2 separate regions of the Homo sapiens genome follow, and region 2 is linked to region 1. A link is a loop called in an ENCODE intact Hi-C map of the cell type or tissue named here. Cell type or tissue: chondrocyte. All regions are shown on one strand. Each heading gives the region's core, and the rest is flanking DNA. Links, peaks and the distances in the headings are about the cores only. Region 1 overlaps LOC105370686 (a long non-coding RNA gene). Region 2 overlaps CDC42BPB (CDC42 binding protein kinase beta).

Evidence for each region. A loop is a pair of places that touch in the nucleus more often than their neighbours do. Peaks named below come from ENCODE experiments on the same cell type or tissue, not always from the same donor. Only the 100,000 strongest peaks of a DNase experiment are listed, where the experiment ranks them.
Region 2: it touches region 1 in a loop (5-fold over the local background); 3 of 110 quality-filtered maps call a loop at or near these places.

What each region holds. Positions count from the first base shown.
Region 1 is chr14:103,288,234-103,298,664 of GRCh38, forward strand. It overlaps LOC105370686 (a long non-coding RNA gene), which reads right to left. Exons shown (of 3, transcript XR_944246.2): 3 at 5,841-6,344. Among named protein-coding and RNA genes, the nearest start is that of EIF5, 41 kb to the right of the region's middle. In chondrocyte, for the core only: CTCF peaks have their summits at 4,750 (motif pointing left) and 4,960; no DNase peak of the experiment used is centred there.
Region 2 is chr14:102,967,833-102,978,263 of GRCh38, forward strand. CDC42BPB (CDC42 binding protein kinase beta) reads right to left here. Exons shown (of 37, transcript NM_006035.4): 9 at 10,294-10,373; 10 at 8,051-8,217; 11 at 7,852-7,971; 12 at 6,184-6,317; 13 at 4,087-4,329; 14 at 2,319-2,429; 15 at 640-884; 16 at 421-526. Among named protein-coding and RNA genes, the nearest start is that of AMN, 50 kb to the left of the region's middle. In chondrocyte, for the core only: CTCF peaks have their summits at 4,954 (motif pointing right) and 5,154; no DNase peak of the experiment used is centred there.

The DNA.
Region 1 (10,431 bases), core at 2,700-7,699:
GCCTCGGGGCATCTCCTGGGGCTGCTGCAGTCCTGAGTGCACCTCCCTGGCTCAGCCCCGCCCGGGGCCGCAGGGGCAGCTCCACCGGCCTCAACCCTAGCAGCCTCCTCCTGGGTCCCACTGACCCCAGGCTCTAAACAGCCTGTGGCTGTGGCTGCCTGGAGAACCTGGCGATGGGGGGTGCAGACTCCTCCCTTACCCTGGCTTCGTCCCTCCGTCAGTCTTGCTGACTCACAGACGCTTCTGTTCATTCTAGAGCAATTAATTGCATATCTCTTTTAGATACTGCAATTATCGTTGCCTTTTCTCATATCTCTTTCCGATTTGTTCCTGGTGTCCCTGGACAATAGCATCTTAGTTTCGATGTAATTTACAATGATTGTGGCCTTATGGATTATGCATTTGATACGACACTTGATCTTAGCCAGAAGCCCGAGAAGCAATGGGTTAGGCATTTGAATCCTGGTATAACAAGACCTTCTCTGCCTGTATCTTACAAAAATTCTTTTACATTTTCTTCTAGCTTCCTATTTTTACCTTTGACATTTGGAACTTTACTTTCTCTAGAGTCCTGCTTTGTATGTGAGGTTAAGTAAAGATCCATTATTTTCCCACTAAGTTAGAGATCCAGTCTTCTACACCAGGTGTTCCCAACACCCAGGCTGTGGACCAGTACCAGTCCATGGCCTGTTAGGACCCAGGCTGCACAGCAAGAGGTGGGTGGCAGGCGAGTGAGCATTCCCGCCTGAGCTCTGCCTCCTGTCAAATCAGATTCTCATAGGAGCACAAACCCCATTGTGAACTTCACATGTGAGGGATATAGGTTGAGTGCTTCTTTTGAGAATCTAATGCCTGATGATCTGAGGTGGGACAGTTTCATCCTGAAGCCATCCCCCACACCCTAGCAGTCATGGAAAAAATTGTCCTCCATGAAATCAGTCCCTGGTGCCAAAAAGGTTGGGGACTACTGTTCTACACCATTGCTTAAGAGGCTCACTGCTGGCCAGGTGCAGTGGCTCACGCCTGTAATCCCAGCACTTTGGGAGGCTAAGGCAGGTGGATCATGAGGCCAGGAGTTCAAGACCAGCCTGGCCAAGATGGTGAAACACCGTCTCTACTAAAAATACAAAAATTAGCCGGGCATGGTGGCAGGCACCTGTAATCCCAGCTACTCAGGAGGCTGAGGCAGGAGAATCACTTGAACCCGGGAGGTGGAGGTTGCAGTGAGCCAAGATCACACCACTGCACTCTAGCCTGGGTGACAGAGCAAGACTCCATCAAAAAAAAAAAAAAAAAGACTCATTCGTTGGCCAGGCACAGTGGCTCATATGTGTAATCCCAGCACTTTGGGAGGCCGAGGCAGGTGGATCACCTGAGATTAGGAGTTCGAGACCACCCTGGCCAATGTGGTGAAATCCCATCTCTACTAAAAATACAAAATTAGCCAGGCAAGGTGGTGGGTGCCTGTAATCCCAGCTACTAGGGAGGCTGAGGCAGGAGAATAGCTTGAACCTGGGAGGCAGAGGTTGCGGTGAGCCAAGATTGTGCCATTGCACTCCAGCCTGGGCAACGAGAGCGAAACTCCGTCTCAAAAAAAAAAAAAAAAAAGATTCACTCCTTGCCCATGGTGGGATCGTGTGATATTCTCACAATGCTCGCCCTGCTCCGGCCCCACCCCACTCTGCGGGTGGCTTGCTCCTGTTCCCAAAAGCTGCTCCTCCGAGGACGCTTCCTAGTGTGTCTTCACATCTGGGATTCCGCGTTTTCAGCTGGCTTAGCTATTTGTGGCTGTAGTCTTTCCTCCATTTTTAGAGTATTTACTGAGCTCATCAAAGAACCTGAGTGGTATATTGATAGGGAAGACTTTGACTTTGGATTTGTAGATGACTTGGGCAATATTGTCAGGATTCTGTTGACTCACCAGGAGCAGGGTGGGCACCGCAGCACTCTGGTTATGCAGCTGGCCTTGTAGGGGGTAAGCCCCCACCAGCAAAGTGAGTCCGTGGGAGCGGTAGGGTGTTGGGGCACCTGCACCCCTGAACCATCTCCCTGAGTGAGAACATGCCTCTCCAGGATGCTTTCACCACCAGGAACTAACCAGGTGGTCTTGAGACTGGTGAACTCCGTGGACCAAACAGAATCCAGGCTCCAAGCCTCTCCCTGGCAAGCCTCTTGCCTTTTGGTTCATGGCAGGAAGCAACACCTCATGTCATGCTGGGACTGCAGCCCAAGGCAGGAAAGCACCAGCCTTTCTTAGGACCCCATGGGTAGCCCCCAACTTCACCAGCCCCTTTCCTGTGATGTCTCCACACATCTCTTTGGCCAGAGTCCTGTCACAGCCCAGTCCCACAACGTGGACCTGGGAGGGGCTCCAGGGAGGGGTATGGAGGGGATGAGCCCTCTTGTCCACCCCAAAAGCCTGGTCACAGTGGGGACAGCAGCAGGTGCAGTCCAGCTCTGCCCATCTCCCAGCTAGAGCGGGAGGGAGGCACCACAGGGCTCCTCTAGTCCTGAGGAATGAGCATCCTCTGTCCTCCCAAGGCCCAGCCAGGCCAGCTGATATGTGCTGCCCGGGGGCCGGGGTGGGAGCCAACAAACTCCCCCTGACCAGCCACTGTCCAGTGGGAAGCTCTAGCCAGACCGTGCTTAGATCTAGGCAGCGGCTCCCCACAGACACAGGGCTCCAAGTAGCCACACTCCAGAGCCTCTCCAGGACTTCGAAGAGTTTCGCAAAAGTCTAGGGAGAGAAGGAGCACCAAAGCCTCCTTAGTCACAGCCTCTGGGCCTAATGCACTCCCTTCTGTGGCCAACCTCACCTACCCTGTCACCTCAGACTCAGAAGGAGGGCCGCAGAGCCACCTGGACCTGAGCTTCAATTCTCTTAAGGCTCTACCAGGGTGACCCTTCAGCGGAGAATCCAGAGTGGGGGCTGCATGTGAATGAAGCTCAATCATGGGGGGCTGCATCTGAAGCTCTCAAGCAATGGAGGCTGGATCTGAAACTGTCAATCACTGGGGGCTGCATGTGAAGCTGTCAATCACTGGGGGCTGTATCTGAAGCTCTCAATCAGTGGGGGCTGCTCTGGGGCTCTCAATCAATGGGGCTGCCTCTGAGGCTCTCAGTCAATAGGAGCTGCATCTGAGACTCAGTCAATAGGGCCTGCATCTGAGACTCTCAATCAATGAGGACTGCATCTAAGACTCTCAGTCAATAGGGGCTGCATCTGAGACTCAGTCAATGAGGACTGCATCTGAGAGTCAATCAATAGGGGTTGTGTCTGAGACTTAATCAATGGGAGCTGCCTCTGAGACTCTCAATCAATGGAGGCTGCGTGTGAAGCTCTCAATCAATGAGGGGTGCATCCGGGACTCTCAAGCAACGGGGGGTACATCTGAGACTCTCAAGCAATGGGGGCTGCACGTGAAGCTCTCAATCAATGGGGGTGCATCTGAGACACTCAAGCAATGGGGGCTGCATGTGAAGCTCTCAATGGAGGCTGCATCTGGGGCTCTCAATCAATGGAGGCTGATTCTGAAGCTCTCAATCAATGGGGGCCGCATCTGAATCTCTCAATCAATGGAGGCTGCATCTGAAGCTGTCACTCAGTGGGGGCTCCATGTGAACCTCTCAGTCAATGGGGGCTGCATCTGAGACTCTCAATCAATGCGGGCTGCATTTGAGATTTCAATCAATAGGGGCTGCATCTGAGAGTAATTCAGGGTTGTGTCTGAGAATCAGTGCGGACTGCCTCTGAGACTTTCAGTCATTGGGGGCTGCATCTTAGACTTTCAATCAACAGGGGCTGCATCTGAGACTTTCAAGCAATGGGGGCTACACGTGAAGCTCTCAATCAATGGGGGATGCATCTGAGACTCTCAACCAGTGGGGGGTGCATCTGAGACACTCAAGCAATGGGGGCTGCATGTGAAGCTCTCAATGGAGGCTGCATCTGGGGCTCTCAATCAATGGAGGCTGATTCTGAAGTTTTCAATCAATGGGGGCCACATCTGAATCTCTCAATCAATGGAGGCTGCATCTGAAGCTGTCACTCAGTGGGGGCTCCGTGTGAACCTCTCAGTCAATGGGGGCTGCATCTGAGACTCTCTATCAATGGGGGCTGCATCTGAGACTATCAATGGGGGCTGCTCTGGAGCTCTCAATGGGGCTTCCTCTGGGGCTCTCAGTCTATGGGGCTGCATCTGAGACTGCCAATCAATGGAGGCTGCAGTTGAGACTTCAATCAATAGGGGCTGCATCTGAGAGTCATTGAGGGTTGTGTCTGGGAATCAGTGGGGACTGCCTCTGAGACTCTCAGTCAATGGGGGCTGCACCTGAGACTTTCAATCAACAGGGGCTGCATCTGAGACTCAATCAATAGGGGCTGCATCTGAGACTCTCGATCAATGGGGGCTGCATCTGAGACTCTCTATCAGTGGGGCTGCCTCTGGGGCTCTCAGTCTATGGGGGCTGCATCTGAGAGTCAATCAACAGGGGCTGCATCTGAAACTTAATCAATGGGAGCTGCCTCTGAGACTCTCAATCAATGGGGACTGCATGTGAAGCTCTCAATCAGTGGAGGCTGCACCTGGGGATCTCAACCAATAGGGGCTGCATCTGAGACTCAATCAATGGGGCTGCATCTGAGACTCAATCAGTGGAGGCCGCATCTGAGACTCTAATCAATGGAGGCCGCATCTGAGACTCAAAACGGTGTGGGAGTGCACGGCAAATCTGGCCTTTGGTGCCCTCTGGTGGGCATTGCATGCCCTGCTGACCAGTCTGAGGACAGAGATGAGGGAAAGAAATCAGGGTAGCGTGGGGCTGTCCAGGGTTTTCCCCACCGACATGGATGACAGGGTGACCCTGAAGAAGTCACTCTTTTCTCTTAGCCTTGGCTTCCTAATCTGCAAAGATGGTGACAGATACATTCCATTTCAAAAGGCTGCCAGGGTCTAGGCGCAGCTGCTCATGCCTGTAATATCAGGTGCACTTTGGGAGGCTGAGGGAGGAGGATCACTTGAGCCCAGGAGTTTAAGACCAGCCTGGGCAAGATAGTGAGACCCCCATCGCTACAAATAAAATAAAATAAAATAAAAATTAGCTGGGTGTGCTGGTGTGTGCTTGTGGACCCAGGTCCTCCGGAGGCTGAGGTGAGAGGATCACCTGGGCCAGGGAGGCCAAGGCTGCGGTGAACCATGATTGTGCCACCACACTCCAGCCTAGGTGGCAGAGTAAGACCCTATCTTTAAAACACAAACAAAAAACAAACAAACAAAACTGCCAGGGATGAGATAGTTCAGGCAAGACTGTGCAAGTCCACAGCCCTGGCAGTTCCTTCCTGTGTCTCCCAGACAGAGGGGCTGAGTTCCAGAAGAAGAGGGTTTCACCGTCCCGCGCCCTCCCCTCCATCCTGTGTCTGGCTGCCAGGGGATGTTCCTAAGCCCTTCAGGTTCCTGCTGGCCATAGGACAGTCCCCGAGTGCTCTGGCCTGGCTCTCGAGGACGGGGATGCCCTGCCTGTCCCTTCCCCAGCCTCAGCTGTGCTGACACCTTCCATCCCCACACACACCTATACTGTGACCACCTCCTGGCCTTTGCCCCTGCTGACCCCCTTGGTCACTCCCTCCCGCTGTCCCCTTGCCCTCTGACAAATTCCTATCTTCCTTGTAATCCCAGTGTGGGTGGGCATCTTCTCCTCTGAGAACCTTCCTGGATCCCACTGCTCACCCCCACCCCGCCCCGGCCTCCCCTCTCCCCGGCCCCACCCCGGGTCTTCCCTCTCCACAGCTCCGCCCCAGCCTGCAGTCCACTCGCGTCTTGTCATATGAGACCCTGGGTGTCTCACATCCGACACGGCTTTAATTTTTATCTTCCTTACATGTTGTTCTCCCTTGTTGAACTAGGAGATCCCCTGACCTTGGTTTTCTTCCAGGCCCCGGAGACGCCTGGCCTGTGTTGAGAAGGGTACAAGTGTGTTGAAACCTCTGTCCGACTGAGGCGGCACATCAGCAGAAAGGAGCCAGGGAGCCCAGGGACGCCTGCGGGCAGTCCCTCTGCCCTCCTACCCACACCTGCTTCTGGGCAGCCAGTGTTCATCTCTCGGAGGCCATGGGCCTGGGGACTGGGTTCAGGTGAGCCATGCTGCAGGTGCTCCCCACGCCTCGCAAAGCTGGCAGGAGAGGACTAGCAGCCTGCACTCCCGGTGCCCACCCCGGGTCCAGCTGGGCCAGAACTTTTTGTTCAGAAGAAAGCCAAGGCTGTTCTTTCCAGAATCCATGTTGAAGGGTTTCCTCTTCTCCCGGGACTGCAGCTCACAGGGACCTTCCTTCAGTTGTTTAATTTACTCTATAAGTTATAGCAAAAAGAACATTGATTCAAGACAATCCCCATCAGAGTCTCAGCTGGCTTCTTTGTAGGAATTAAGCTGATCTTAAAATTCATGTAGAAACTCAAGGAACCCAGACAGCCAAAAAAAAATCTTGAAAAAGAGCAAAGATTGGAGGATTCACACTTTCTGATTTCAAAATTTACTACAAAGCTACAGTAGTCAAACCTGTGTGTGCTTGTATAAAGACAGACATATAGACCCATACAATAGAACTGAGATTCCAGAAAGAAACTCACATTTAGGGGTCAGTTGATTTTGATGAGAGCCAAGGCACTCTCATCAAAATCAATTGACCCCCAAATGTGAGGGTGAAGTGGGGAAAGAACAGTCTTTTCTTCAGCTGGGAGAGCGGAGAGCCACCTGCAGAAGAACGAAGTTGGAGCTCTACTTCACATCATATACATAAAGTAAATGAAAATGTACAAGACCCTTTCAGTTTAAAGATTATAATCTCGAATCCACATTATAACTAACCTTTAATCCACATTTTAACCAATCTTTGATTATAACTCATCTTTTAAAGAATCTTTAAATAATCATGATAACTAATCTTTAAACATCTCCAGTTTTGGTGTGGTATCAAAGAAGGATAGTCACAACTATCTAAAGACTGTATTGAATTACTCATCCTTTTCCAACAGCATGTCTGTGAGCGGCTGAATATTCCCCACAAACTTCAACCAAAACAACGTATCACAACAGACTCATGCAGAAGCAGATATGAGAATCTACCTGTCTCCTATCAAGCCAGACCATAAAGATATTGACAAAAATGAAAACTAATGCCACCCTTATTGTTAACTTTGTTGTTGTGGTTTCAGAACATACTTATTTTTCATTTAAAAATAATGACTAATGTTAACATGTTATGGCTTTGTCATTCTTTTAAAATAAATATTATTTCTAAACAAATATTCTTTTTAAATAAAAATTTATTTTCAAATGTATCTATGTATACAGTCATGTGTTGCTTAACAACAGGGATACATTTTGAGAGGTGTCATTAGGCAATTTCGTGGCTGCGTGAACATCATGACAAAGACCTAGATGAGGCAGCCTACTACACACCTGTACAACGTGGGACTGTACTGAATACTGTAGGCAATTGTGACACAATGGTAAGTATTAATATTTGTGGATCTAGGCCAGGCATGGTGGCTCACGCCTGTAATCCCAGAACTTTGGGAGGCCGAGGCAGGTGGATCACCTGAGGTCAGGAGTTCAAGACCAGCCTGGCCAACATGGTGAAACCCCATCTCTACTAAAAATACAAAAATTAGCTGGGGATGGTGGTAGGTGCCTGTAGTCCCAGCTACTTGGGAGGCTGAGGCAGGAGAATCGCTTGAACCCAGGAGGTGGAGATTGCAGTGAGCTGAGATCATACCACTGCACTCCAGCCTGGGTGACAGGGCCAGACTCTGTCTCAAAAAAAAAAAAGTATTTGTGTATCTAAACAGATACAAACATAGACAAGGTACAGTAAAAGTATGGCATAAAAAGTAAAAAATGACACACAGGTTTAGGGCACTTACCATGAATGGAGCTTGCAGGACTGGAAGTGGCTCTGGGTGAGTCACAAGTGGGTGGTGAGTGAATGTGAAGGCCTAGGACATTACTGGCCACTACTGTAGACTTTGTAAACACTGACACTTAGGCCACACTAAGTTCATAAAAAATATTTTTCTTTCTTTGATAACAAATTAGCCTTAACTTACTGTAATGGTTTAACTTTATATACCTTTTACTTTTTAAAAAACATTTGGACTCTTGTAATAACACTTAGCTTAAAACACACATTGTACACCTGTATAAAAATATTTTCTTTCCTTTTTTTTTTTTTTTTTAATTTTTGAGACAGAGTTTCTGTCTTGTTGCCCAGGCTGAAGTGCAATGGCGTGATCTCGGCTCACTGCAACCTCTGCCTCCCGGGTTCAAGCGATTCTCCTGACTCAGCCACCCAAGTAGCTGGGATTACAGGCATGCACCACCACGCCCTGCTAATTTTGTATTTTTAGTAGAGATGGAGTTTCTCCCTGTTGGTCAGGTTGGTCTCGAACTCCTGACCTCGGGAGTTCTCCCGCCTCGGCCTCCCAAAGTGCTGGGATTACAGGTGTGAGCCACTGTGCCCAGCCATATATTTTTTCTTTATATCCTTATCCTATAAACTACATACTGTTTTCTGGGTTTTTTGTTTGTTTGTTTGTTTTTGAGATGGAGTCTCACTGTCGCCCAGGCCAGAATGCAGTGGTGCGATCTCGGCTCACTGAAACCTCCGCCTCCTGGGTTCAAGCAATTCTCCTGCCTCAGCCTCCCAAGTAGCTGGGATTACAGGCACGTGCAACCATGTCAGGCTAATTTTTTTTATTTTTAGTAGAGACAGGGCTTCACCATGTTGGCCAGGCTGGTCTCAAACCCCTGACCTCAGGTGATCCACCCGCCTTGGCCTCCGAAAGTGCTGGGATTACAGGCGTGAGCCCCCGTTACTCCCCGGGCGCTGTTAAGCGGCTTTGCGGCAGCCTCACACGTAGCCCTCACAACCACTAGGGACAGCGGCTTCTCACTGCTGGCTCCAACCCACAGTTAAGAAACACGTGGGTATTTACAATACATGCCCACAAATGCACAGGCAATCACATTTCCCCTGCACGCCCTGGCCCCTTCCCACACTTTCTCTTCCATTCTACTTAGGATTGCCAGATTGAGCAATACAAATACAGGACACCTGCTATTTGAATTTCAGGTAAATACTTTTTTTTTAGTGTGTTCCACCCCATAGAATATTTGGGACATACACACTTTAAAAAAGTTACTTATCTGAAATGCAGATATGACTGGGTATCCTGTAATTCACCTGGTAACCCTAGTTCTACTCCGTTTTTTTAAAACTGCTGGTTGTAACCCCCAACCCAATGTTACAGCCTTCAGTGAGTCCCAGCCCCCGCTTCCTTAGGCCAGGAGACCTGGAGTATCCCATTCCACAGGGGAAGCCACAGCTGGGAGGAATTCAGCCTCCTCCTTCCAAGGCCCACGGGTGAGCAGATTCGGATGAGCATCTCAAGGGCCTGCGGATGCCACAGGAAGAGGTTTAAAGATGTTTAAAGATGACTTCTGGCCGGGCGCAGTGGCTCACGCTTGTAATCCCAGCACTTTGGGAGGCTGAGGCGGGCGGATCACAAGGTCAAGAGATCGAGACCATCCTGGCTAATGCGGTGAAACCCCGTCTCTCCTAAAAATACAAAAAAAAAATTAGCCGGGCGTGGTTGTGGGTGCCTGTAGTCCCAGGTACTCGGGAGGCTGAGGCAGGAGAATGGCGTGAACCCGCCAGGCGGAGCTTGCAGTGAGCCGAGATCACGGCACTGCACTCCAGCCTGGGCGACAGAGCAAGACTCTGTCTCAAAAAAAAAAAAAAAAAAGACTTCTGCAGGCCGGGTGTGCTGGCTCACACCTATAATCCCAGCACCTCGGGAGGCTGAGGCGGGAGGATCACTTGGGGTCAGGAGTTTGAGACCACCTGGCCTACATGGTGAAACCCCGTCTCTACTGCAGAAATTAGCCAAGCATGGTGCTAGACACCTGTAGTCCCAGCTACTGAGGAGGCTGAGGCAGGAGAATCGCTTGAACCCAGGAGGCGGAGGCTGCAGTGAGCCAAAAAAAAACAGAAAGAAAGACTTCTGTGCACATAAATGACTAGTGGCAGTTACTTCGGTTTTAAAATATATATATTTAAGGTATTAAAGTTCTACACTTAAAAACCTAGTTTTTCCTTAAGTGTTGAAGATCAGCTTAAAAACCTGACCATGCTGTGGATAAATCCAGCCAGTTCTAACAACTGTTTACAGAGGGGCTTGTGGTTTACGTTCAGTCTCATTTACAAGCTGGTTTAAATGAGAACTCTTAAACCTTTTAAATTATATATTTAATTGCTTCAAATACTGCAATTGAATAACAAACAAAACATTCCCTAGGTCTTTGGTCCTTAAACATTGGCCACACTCCCTTTACTAAATTCCTTTTAGTTTCAAACTAAAATATCATAGGACTAAA
Region 2 (10,431 bases), core at 2,950-7,949, 320 kb before region 1:
TGCCTGTAATCCCAGCACTTTGGGAGGCTGAGGTGGGTGGATCATGAGGTCAGGAGATTGAGACCATCCTGGCTAACACGGTGAAAACCCGTCTCTACTAAAAATACAAAAACTTAGCCAGGCGTGGTGGCAGACGCCTGTAGTCCCAGCCACTTGGGAGGCTGAGGTGGGAGAATGGCATGAACCTGGGAGGCAGAGGTTGCAGTGAGCCAAGATCGCGTCACTGCACTCCAGCCTGAGCGACAGAGCGAGACTCCATCTCAAAAAAAAAAAACCAAACTTCCAAGACTCAAGAATGACGACATTCTACTCCCCCATAAATATATATACCTACTATGTACCCACACAAATTAAAAATAATTTTTTTTTAAATTACAACTTCCACACAAAGTGCTAACTCAGGTACTTTGAATTAATTACCTTTTCATTTTCAGCAGTTAGCTTCTTGTTTTCATCAAACAGCATCGCTCTTTCTCGTTCGTATTTATCTTTTATTGTACCTACTGCCTCCTCCATCTCGTTATGCCTGCCAAGGTGAGCGAGAAACAGTTTTAAAAGCTCGTAACTTCACTGATATTCGTATCTATGGCGTGGGTATCAGCTTGCATCTTCTGAACTGAGAAGCTCATGAAAACCTACCGTTCTCGCTTTGACTTTTCTAACTTATCTTTTAACATCAAGATTTCTTTCTGCAGGGCCAGCTGGTGGCTTTCTGAATCATGCACCTCCTTCTTCACATTTTTCACTTCTAGCACATGGGAGGCCTCACGTCTGACCAATTCCTCTTCATAAAATAAGACTTTCTTCTCCAGCTCGGATTTGATTTTGGAAATCTCTTGCTGGTGCTCTAAGGTGGCACCCGCTCCCCGGCCTCCTTGCTTCACCTGAAGACAAAGGTTAACATAAATTGACAAACCTCTGTGTCCTCAAGGGTCACACTGTCCTTTCAACCCCTTTCATCCCAAGCAAGTGCAGACACCTTCCCAAGGACTGTGTGTGCCTGGTCTACACCAGATGACGTAGCTGACCTGGCTAACGTGATCCAGGTTCTAGGGGGTCACAGCAGGAGACGGCCTTGCAGGGGGATGTGCCCAGGTCTGCCTGGGACCCCCGAAGCTCTGCCCCACACCCTGTTCATTCATGCTTGCAGCATTCTTCTGAGGGCTGACTCTGTGCTGGGCCCCCTCCTTGTGACTGGGGTGACACTGAGGTCTCTGCTCTCTTGGGGCTGGCGGGAACTGACAGCAAACCAGTAAAGGGGCAGAGGGGCCGTGCACCCCAGCCAGGTTGTAGGGAGTGGAGGGCGTGCCAGGATGGCTGGGGCGGCTTCTGTAAGGTGCTGGCCTATTAAGTGAGGTGTCAGGCTAGGGGCAAAGAACAAGGGCACAGGCTGGAGTGAGGTGGGACGTGTTGGCAGTGTTTGCAGCATGCAGAGAGGCCAGTGTGTCTGGTGTGGCGGGGCAAGGAGGGGCAGGAGAGGCACTGCTGGGCTGGAGCAGGCAGGAGGGTAGCTGCTGGACAGCTGCGGAGCCACGGAGGCCCTGCCGCACAGGAATGTGATCCGGCTTTGGTCTGCCAAGCTCACTCTGCCTGCTGTGCAGAGAGGAGACTCAAGGGCTGAGAAAGGGGCAGGAGCCTCGGGCACCACATGCCGAGGTCCAGCCAAGCCCGCTGCCAGGGAGGAACAGCATCTCAGGCCCACGTCCCAGAGGAAGAGTTGCCAGATCACTGAGGCGAAGGGAGAGGGCAGACCCATCGCACGCGGCTCACACATGAGGAGATCCAGGCCACGCCATACTGCCAAGGAGATCCGCCTCCGGCCCCTTGCCCACTTGGCCACTGTGGCCTTCCCCACTCCCGCCCTCCGCGGCCTCCCTGCTACCCTCCAGCCCCACCAGTGGGCCCCGACTGATGGCCAGCCTGTCTCTTCCCCAGTCAGCAGCAGGCTACGGGCTTTAAGGAGCTTTTCCAAAACTCAACTGCACCGAATTTAGAATACCACGATGTGAAGAAGGCTATGAATTGATGGGGCTGGAGTAGGAAATGAGCCAATTAGATATTCGTTTCCTAGGACTTACTGTGAATTGCCTGAAACTTTTATATAACAAAGGAAAAACATGAACTTGGCCTTTAAAAATGAAAGCAGTCACGAAGGCAGGGGTCACACCCCCCACCTCTCCACATGTGGGTCTTGTCTGAACAGCCTCGGGTGACACTCGGCCCGGACCACACATTACACAAGGTGACTTCCATGTGGTGGCGTCAGCAAAGATAAGCATCCCTCTCAGTTAAGGGCAGAGACCCCCGCCCAGCACTACCTTGAGGGCCTCCAGCTCGCTTTCCATTTGCTTGCAGAAGTTCTCGCTGTGCTCACGAAGCTTGCGCTCCTTGGAGGCCTCAGCAACAGCATCATCAAGCTGAGCTTCCAGCTACAAAAGGAAGATCCAGTTTCTATTAACAAAAAGCGAGCCCTGCTTCACCAGTTACAGCAGCACCCACGGGACCTCCACAAGAACAAGACCTCGAAGGAGCTCTGCGCGTGTTCACCCTTCATCAAATCTTATCACAAATTAAAGTTTGAGAAATACACTTCTGGGTTCAACTGGGATGGTTGGTTACTAATAAAACAAGGTTCAATTCTAGCTTAAATTGACACTTAAATTTCAAGAAAGGATACATTTCTTGAAATTTAAATTTCACTGATTCGTGAAAACCAGTACTTTTGATATCTGTAGAACTTGAATTCATTTATTAAATGGGCCATTTCAAACACGCACACGAAGAACGAGCAGAATAGCGAACACACGTGCCGGCACCCAGCTTCAACAGTGAGCTCCCGAGCCAAGCCCGCTTCATCTCTGCCTGTGCCCAAACCACTCGAGGGCAATCCCAGGCACTGTTATCACTTCCCCCATATGTGGAATGCTAATTCCTCATTAGGGGTATCACTAACTTCAGTTTTAACTGCCTGTAACTACAAATATATTTGGGTTGCAAAATAGACTAAGAAGAAAACAAACAGGTCCTCTGGGGCTAAAGAACAAAGAGCCCTGAACTTGAAAGGAACAGGAGCATGTGCTTCCAGGCCTTCTCATTTATGGGATTTATCAAGGAAATTTTAATAGAGTTCTAAACTAAGCATCGCTTACAATATGTCAACCATTCACAGCAGAACACTCAGAACACCCAGGGCGGCACAGGGCTGCAAACCCTGGGGTCCTGAGACATCAGGGGTGTGCAAGGCCCTTCCTTTCCTAATTAGCTATCTGTGGGGGCCAGGATTTCTTCATGTACTTTATCCAGAACGGTGTAGCAAAACGGATTGAAGAAACAGCCATGAGAACTCAACTGTTTTCCATTCAGCCAGATATTAAAGAACAGCTAACAAAATGTAAAAAATGCCATTCTTCCTGCCAAATTTTTAAAGAAATAGTTACTTTTCATTAAACATGTTACTTATGTTAACATGAAATGGGTTTTCATTGTATTAACAAGATTTTGTTTTAATTTCTGCCATGGTGCATGTTGAGAGCTGTAGCCTACATAAGAAAGCTCTTTGGGGTTGTAATCATTCCAACAGTGTCGAATGGTGCTGAGCCAAGACACTTCAGAAGCACTCACCTAAGCGGCGGCCTGAAGTGTGCTGAAGGGTTTTGCCATGTTGCTCAGGCTGGTCTCAAACTCCTAAACTCAACGATCCATCTATCTTGGCGCCTCCCACAGTGTTGGGATTCCAGGCGTGAGCCCCGTGCCCGGCCCGTGATTTGCCTTTCTACTGCCACCTGCCCTGTGTGGACTGCAGGTGTCTTATTCACATAAGCCAGGCTGCATCACAGCACAGCATAAACACCCTCTATTTACTTAAAAGGGAATTAAAGAAAATCAGCACCACAAGAACCTTATTGTAATTTCACCAATATTGAGGAATGAGAACAACAAAATAAATGCTCGGCCGATCAACTTACTTGGCTCCACAGAAAATTTCTGACCCCTTTTACAGTAATGCAGCCCAAGATTTCAAAGACGTTTTATAAAAGTCACACAAATGTCCAGTCGATACCATCCCTGAACCATCTCCACAGCTACCTCTTTCCTGAGCTTCTCAGCTCTCCGCATTTCCTGCCGCATGGCGTCCACCTTCTGCGTGGCCACCTCCATCTCCTCCTCCTTGTCTCGCAGCTGCCGGGACACCTTCTGCTTCTGGGCACGGAGCTCTGCCATGCGCTCGTTCAGCTCCGAGAACTCCTGCAGGGCCAGCTTTCGCTGCTGATGGGCATCTTTGAGTTCCTTGGCCTGGGATTTCAACCGCTCTGAGGCTTCAACCAGTTGCTGAACAAAAACAATTATAGATGTTTTACGTTTGCCTAACAAAGGCTTGGAAGGCTGGAGGTTCGGTCTTCCATGATATTGAGGAGTTAAAAGCGACAGCCAATGCTGGTTACAGATTAGAGCCACAGATCTGAGCTGCTTGGAAAAAGACCTGTGCTCTGTCTCGTGCCAGCCACACAGGCAATGGGAAGGCCGCCTGGGCTCAGGTGCTGAGACCAACTGCACACCAAGAAAGGCCCCACAGGCCGGGCACAGTGGCTCACACCTGTAACCCCAGCACTTTTGGAGGCCAAGGTGGGCGGGTCACCTGAGGTCAGGAGATCGAGACCATCCTGGCTAACACAGTGAAACCCCGTCTCTATTAAAAATACAAAAAAATTAGCTGGGCGTGGTGGTGGGTGCCTGTAGTCCCAGCTACTTGGGAAGCTGAGGCAGGAGAACGGTGTGAACCTGGGAGGCAGAGGTTGCAGTGAGCCGAGATTGTGCCACTGCACTCCAGGCTGGGCGACAGAGCAAGACTCTGCCTCAAAAAAAAAAAAAAAAAAAAAAAAAAAAAAAAAAAAAAAAAAAAAAAAAAAAAAAAGCCCCACAACCACATGGGGGCAGCGTGCTTACAGGAGGACGCTCCGTAATGTCAGCCTCTGCCCAGTGTCACCTGCACAGCCGCAAAGCTGAATGAAGCATTTGGGCACTCAATCTAGTTACTTAAACATAAGCAAAATCAAAAAGAACACATATGACACAAAGTGCTGAAGGTGAAGTCACAGTGAAGAACTGTATAAAAACAATCGCTGGACAGCCTGCCCTTCAATGCAGACTGATGTGCGGATACTGGCTGTCACTCTGCACTCACCACGCTGATGACCCTGACCTCCCTGCAGCCAATCTGGTCAACTATCTGGCAGTTCAGTCACTGTCACACCTGCTGGTCTGAGATGGAAGTGACAAGACCCTGAGCAAGCTGGCAGGGCAGCTCCCACACGTGAAGGGGAGGCCTCCCCAGGCCTCTCTGGGCCCGCTGGGAGGTACTATGACCCTGTCAAGCAATGAGATGCCATGTGCCCCACACTGCACTTCTAGACAAATCACTCACGTGGATGACCCACAGATTATCTTAAGAAACAATCTGGGTTTGATACCTGGCACATTTTAGAGAACAGATCACAAACTACAGGTTCAAGAATAACATGTATCAATGAATGTATTTTAGAAAACACGCATATAATTGTGTTAGTAACATGCTGACACCTGAGCATAAAAGTTTCCCATATATTACTAAAAATGAAATTTATAAACGAATTATGGGGGGAAATCACCCAGATTTTAACACAGGGTCTCTGCTGCAGTTCCCTGTCATTACTAAGGGTCCCCTTCTAAGAGCAGAGGCCTGGTGGAGAGAAGGGGAGGGCCTGGCTCGGGACGCAGCGTGTGTTGCCACAGCCACCATGCCCTATGCACAGCCACCATGCCCTGTGGACGGCCACCATGCCCTGTGCACGGCCACCATGCCCTATCGACATCTTTCCTCGCTTTAGAATGCAGTGGGGTGCTGCTTTCTCTGTGGGTCTGAAGTGGAGACTGGAGAGGCTGATTGCGAGGTGGATAACCGCTGGGGGCAAGGGGGTGGAAGGCACCTGCCACTGGGAGCCAAGCTCTGCCAGCCGACGCGGGGGCTGTGCAGCAGGCAGGCGTGGCAGGGGCCCCGGGGCCAGGCTTGGCCCTGGCGTCCTGCATGCAGCAGGGACAGCCCATGGGCAGGAGTCCCAAGAGGTCTTCCATCATCGGCATGAACGTGACCTTACAGAATTCTGCAAAGTCCCGTAAGCCTTTCTCACCCCAAACTGAGCCACCTACCTTGTGCAGCTCCTCCTTCTCCTGCCGGACCACGCGGTGCTGCTTCTCCAGCCCCCGCAGCCGCTGCGTGGAGTCCTCACGCTCTTGGCGAAGCGCCACTGTGTCCTCAAGCTGTCGCTCGAGCCTGTTTGAATCTGGACAAAAGAGGAAATAAACTCTGTTCCTTTATGTGCAATGACTATATGTAAACTTTATGTTAGCTGACTTACTGACAGGAAATTATTTAATAATTCACAACACTTTTTCATTCAGAGGTTTTTTTACTTACACACACACACACACACACACACACACACACACACACAGTGTCATAGGCACAGCTACCTGCATGCCTGTGCTGAACAGGCTCCCTAGACTTTACTCTGATCTGACAGCGATCTCCCCTGAGCACTGGGAGCCCTTGGGTGGCGCACACACTCGTCTGCTCAGTCCCTCTAACCTGTGTCACCCAGCACAGTGCCTGGCCCTTGTCCTTTCTCAGCGTGCAAGAAAAGTTTTAGTTAGTAAGTGACTCAATCAAAGAAGTCTGTTTTTGGATCAGGACAGTGGGGTTCCTGATAGGAAATGCAGAGAAGGTGAGATTCAAAGTGTGCTTTGGAGGTGAAGGTCAACTGCAGAGCCAACCTGTGTGAGGTTAAGGCTTAAAAGTGATTGGAGCCAGGCCAGGCGCAGCGGCTCACGCCTGTAATCCCAGCACTTCGGGAGGCCAAGGCAGGCGGATCACGAGGTCAGGAGATCGAGACCATCCTGGCTAACACAGTGAAATCCTGTCTCTATTTTGTAAAAATACAAAAAATTAGCCAGGCGTGGTGGGGGGCTACTTGGGAGGCTGAGACAGGAGAATGGCGTGAACCCAGGAGGCGGAGCTTGCAGTGAGCCGAGATCATGCCACTGCACTCCAGCCTGGGTGACAGAGTGAGACTCCGTCTCAAAAAACAAAAAAACAAAAAAACAAAAACTGATTGGAGCTTTTAGGGAACTTTGATAACCTAGGAACCGCCAAAAGAAAGTGGTGACAGCAGGTCTAGCACCTACAACACCAAGGAGCAGGCAGAGTCACTGATTAAGCTTTAGGAGGAAAGCAGCTCTAGGAACTGTCTGAAAGCCACAAAAAGGAAAACTGTAACAGAGAAGCAGAAAATAGCCAGAGAACGTACAGATAAAATATCAGGAACTGATTCTAGCTGGTGACTATAAAATAATATCATTAGAACTAAGCCAATTGGGGCTGGGCGCAGTGGCTCATGCTTGTAATTCCAGCACTTTGGGAAGCCAAGGCAGGCAGATCACCTGAGGTCAGGAGTTCGAGACCAGCCTGGCCAACATGGTGAAACCCTGTCTCTACTAAAAATACAAAATTAGCCGGGTGTGGTGGCACATGCCTGTAATCCCAGCTACTTGGGAGGCTGAGGCAAGAGAATCGCTTGAACCCAGGAGGTGGAGGTTTCAGTGAGCTGAGATCGCACCACTGCACTCCAGCCTGGGTGACAAAAGTGAAACTCCGTCTAAAAAAAAACAACTGACCAAAATTTGAGAACTCTAAATAAGCTTGCTAAAGCCTAAGCTTTTTTTCTGCTTTCCCACTTTATGAAAAGGACTCTGAAATTCCCTTTTAAGACAGTAATGACCAAAAATAGAGACTAAGAAGTCACACTTTTAAACACATACCTGCTATTTTATTCTTCAAGCGTTCGATTTCTTCATTTAGCTTTTTGATTTCTTTATCTCGGTTTGAATTGCTGAGGGCCCGAGATGAGCCGTGGAGGGACTGCACGGTCTGGGTGGACTCTGAGGGATGGAGAGACAGCGTGAGGTGCAGCCTGGCCGCAGCGCCCCCGCCTGGCCCCGGAGCCGGCGCTGCCCTCACCTTGCAGCTTCCTGCTCAGCTCCAGCTTCTCCTGTTCCAGCCTCCGAATCCTCCTCTCGTAAGCTTCCATCTGCAGGCTGTGCTCCAGGTCCCGCTGCACATCCTCATCTTTGGTTAATGTGTTGGACTGCATTATGCTCTTCAGAGAGCCTCGATCAGAAAAACAGCTGGGAAACCAAGCAACAGGTTTTTTTGATCTACTGAAAATTTAGCGATTTCATTAGCATTTTCAATCTTCCTGAGGTGAAAGATAGTCTTTTTAAATCAGCAAACAAAAACACCTGAGATAAGACTTTATGGTTTATGGAACCAAAGTTAGACAAGTGACCAGATGGTCAAGGAGACACTGACAAGGGCCCTCCCCATCGCTGGTCAAAGAAAGCGCCTCTGCAAAGGAGGGGAAATGGCATTTCTAAATCATCCCCCACACTTAACTATAAATGCAAAACCAGAAGGCATGGATCCTGCGTAAAGCAAGGCTTAGGGGGCAGCCCCAGCTCGTCTGCAGGTCAGCGGTACGCATGGACCACTGAAAGCTTCCTGGTTTGGCCACCAACTGGCCAAGCAATCCAGGACAGCTCTTTCAACTCTTCTTCCCCTGCAGGCTAAGCCACCAATTCTAGCACTGACCAGCACACTAAGCCCCTTACCAAGGACCAGACCACTCGATGACGCACACAGCCGAGGCACAGGCTGAAGCCCAGGATGGCTCTCATTTAATAGCTTAATTCTTGGGCTGCTTTAGGAGTTACTTAGTTCTGCTTAGCTCTTTATGTGACAATGAAGTCAGGGAAATTTTGAGCTCCTACGCAGAGTTCCATAAAGGCACCCAGCCCCCTTTAGAGAAGACCTGGTCAGTGTTTCTCCACAGGTGGTCTGAGGGTGCTGGGCTGCTCCAGCCCTGCGGGATCTGTCAAGAGGAGAGCTCTAGGCCTATCTGGCCAAACTACAGCCATGGGCTTGGGACCTGCAAGTGTGACAAGCATTTGGTGAGCTGGCATGTATTAGAAAGATCAAGAACCTCTGCACTGGGGGCTGGTAAATCAATATGCCCACCCAGAAAGCCTCCTGTGGGCTGGAAGACAGCAGCTGCCACTTTGGCTTATGGGCTGTTTAACCCTGGCCTCTCACACCAAAAGAGATTTCTTCCAAGCTCGAGCAGAAGTATGGGGATATCAGCCGGGCGCGGTGGCTCACGCCTGTAATCCTGACACTTTGGGAGGCCGAGGCGGGGAGATCACGAGGTCAGGAGATCGAGACCATCTGGCCAATATGGTGAAACCCTCTCTCTACTAAAATAAAAAAAATTAGTCGGGCGTGGTGGCGGGCGCCTGTAGTCCCAGCTACTCAGGAGGCTGCGGCAGGGGAATCGCTTGAACCCGGGAGGCAGAAGTTGCAGTAAGCTGAGATCGTGCCTCTGCACTCCAGCCTGGGCGACAGAGCGAGACTCCGTCTCCAAAAAAAAAAAAAAAAAAAAAAGAAGCATGGGGATATCTCCCTCCCAAGACATTTTCAACTGTGGTTCCAGCTGCCAGAGGACGCCAGGAATCAGATTCTGTGGCACAGTGGGAGCTTCCATTGTCTCATTTCACCTCTCTTTCTTCCTAACCCCTCTCCTCTTGGCCCCAGTTTCCTTTTAAAATCGAGGTGGACCATCTCAGGCGACACAACTTTGCAAAGAGGCCCATTTGGGACAGGGGCCCACAACACACAATCCTTACAAAAGCCAGCAGAGTGCTCTGATGGAAGCCAGCTCTCAGCTGAGTGCGCATGGCAACTGCTCTGCTTGCTGTGGCCACCGACTGGATCAGAGCTAACCCTGCCAATGCTGGCGGCCTATTGGTCAGGGGTTGGCAAACTACGGCCTCTGGGAGAAATCTCACCCCCCTGGCCTCTGGGAGAAATCCTGCCCGAGGCCTGTTTCTGCACCATCACGAGCATGAATGGTTTTAACATTTTTAAAGGGTTGTAAAAAGAAGAACATACAACAAAGGCCATGAAACCTGAATTCTTTACGACCTGGATATCTGTAGAGAAAAAGCCTGCAACCTTGCTATGGTATCACCTGTAGTCATCAGGTGTGCATATTTTAAGACCAAAAACCCATCTCCATCTCCCTTAAGTAATGGCCTCCCAGCGCACACACCACCCACTAGCCCGCCCCCAGGGACAGACTGTGGTGTCTGACTGTTCATCTACCACAGGGGAAGTGTCTCCCTGGGGAATGATAAATCCAGACATACCTTTCCGTTGTGAATGTAAAACCAATGAATGGCAAATGTAATCCAGAAAAGCCTGTGTGAGAACCAGGAGGTAATATTTCCTGCATAAGAACATATACAACACAAATGAAATCTACATTCAAACAAACAGGTAAAAAG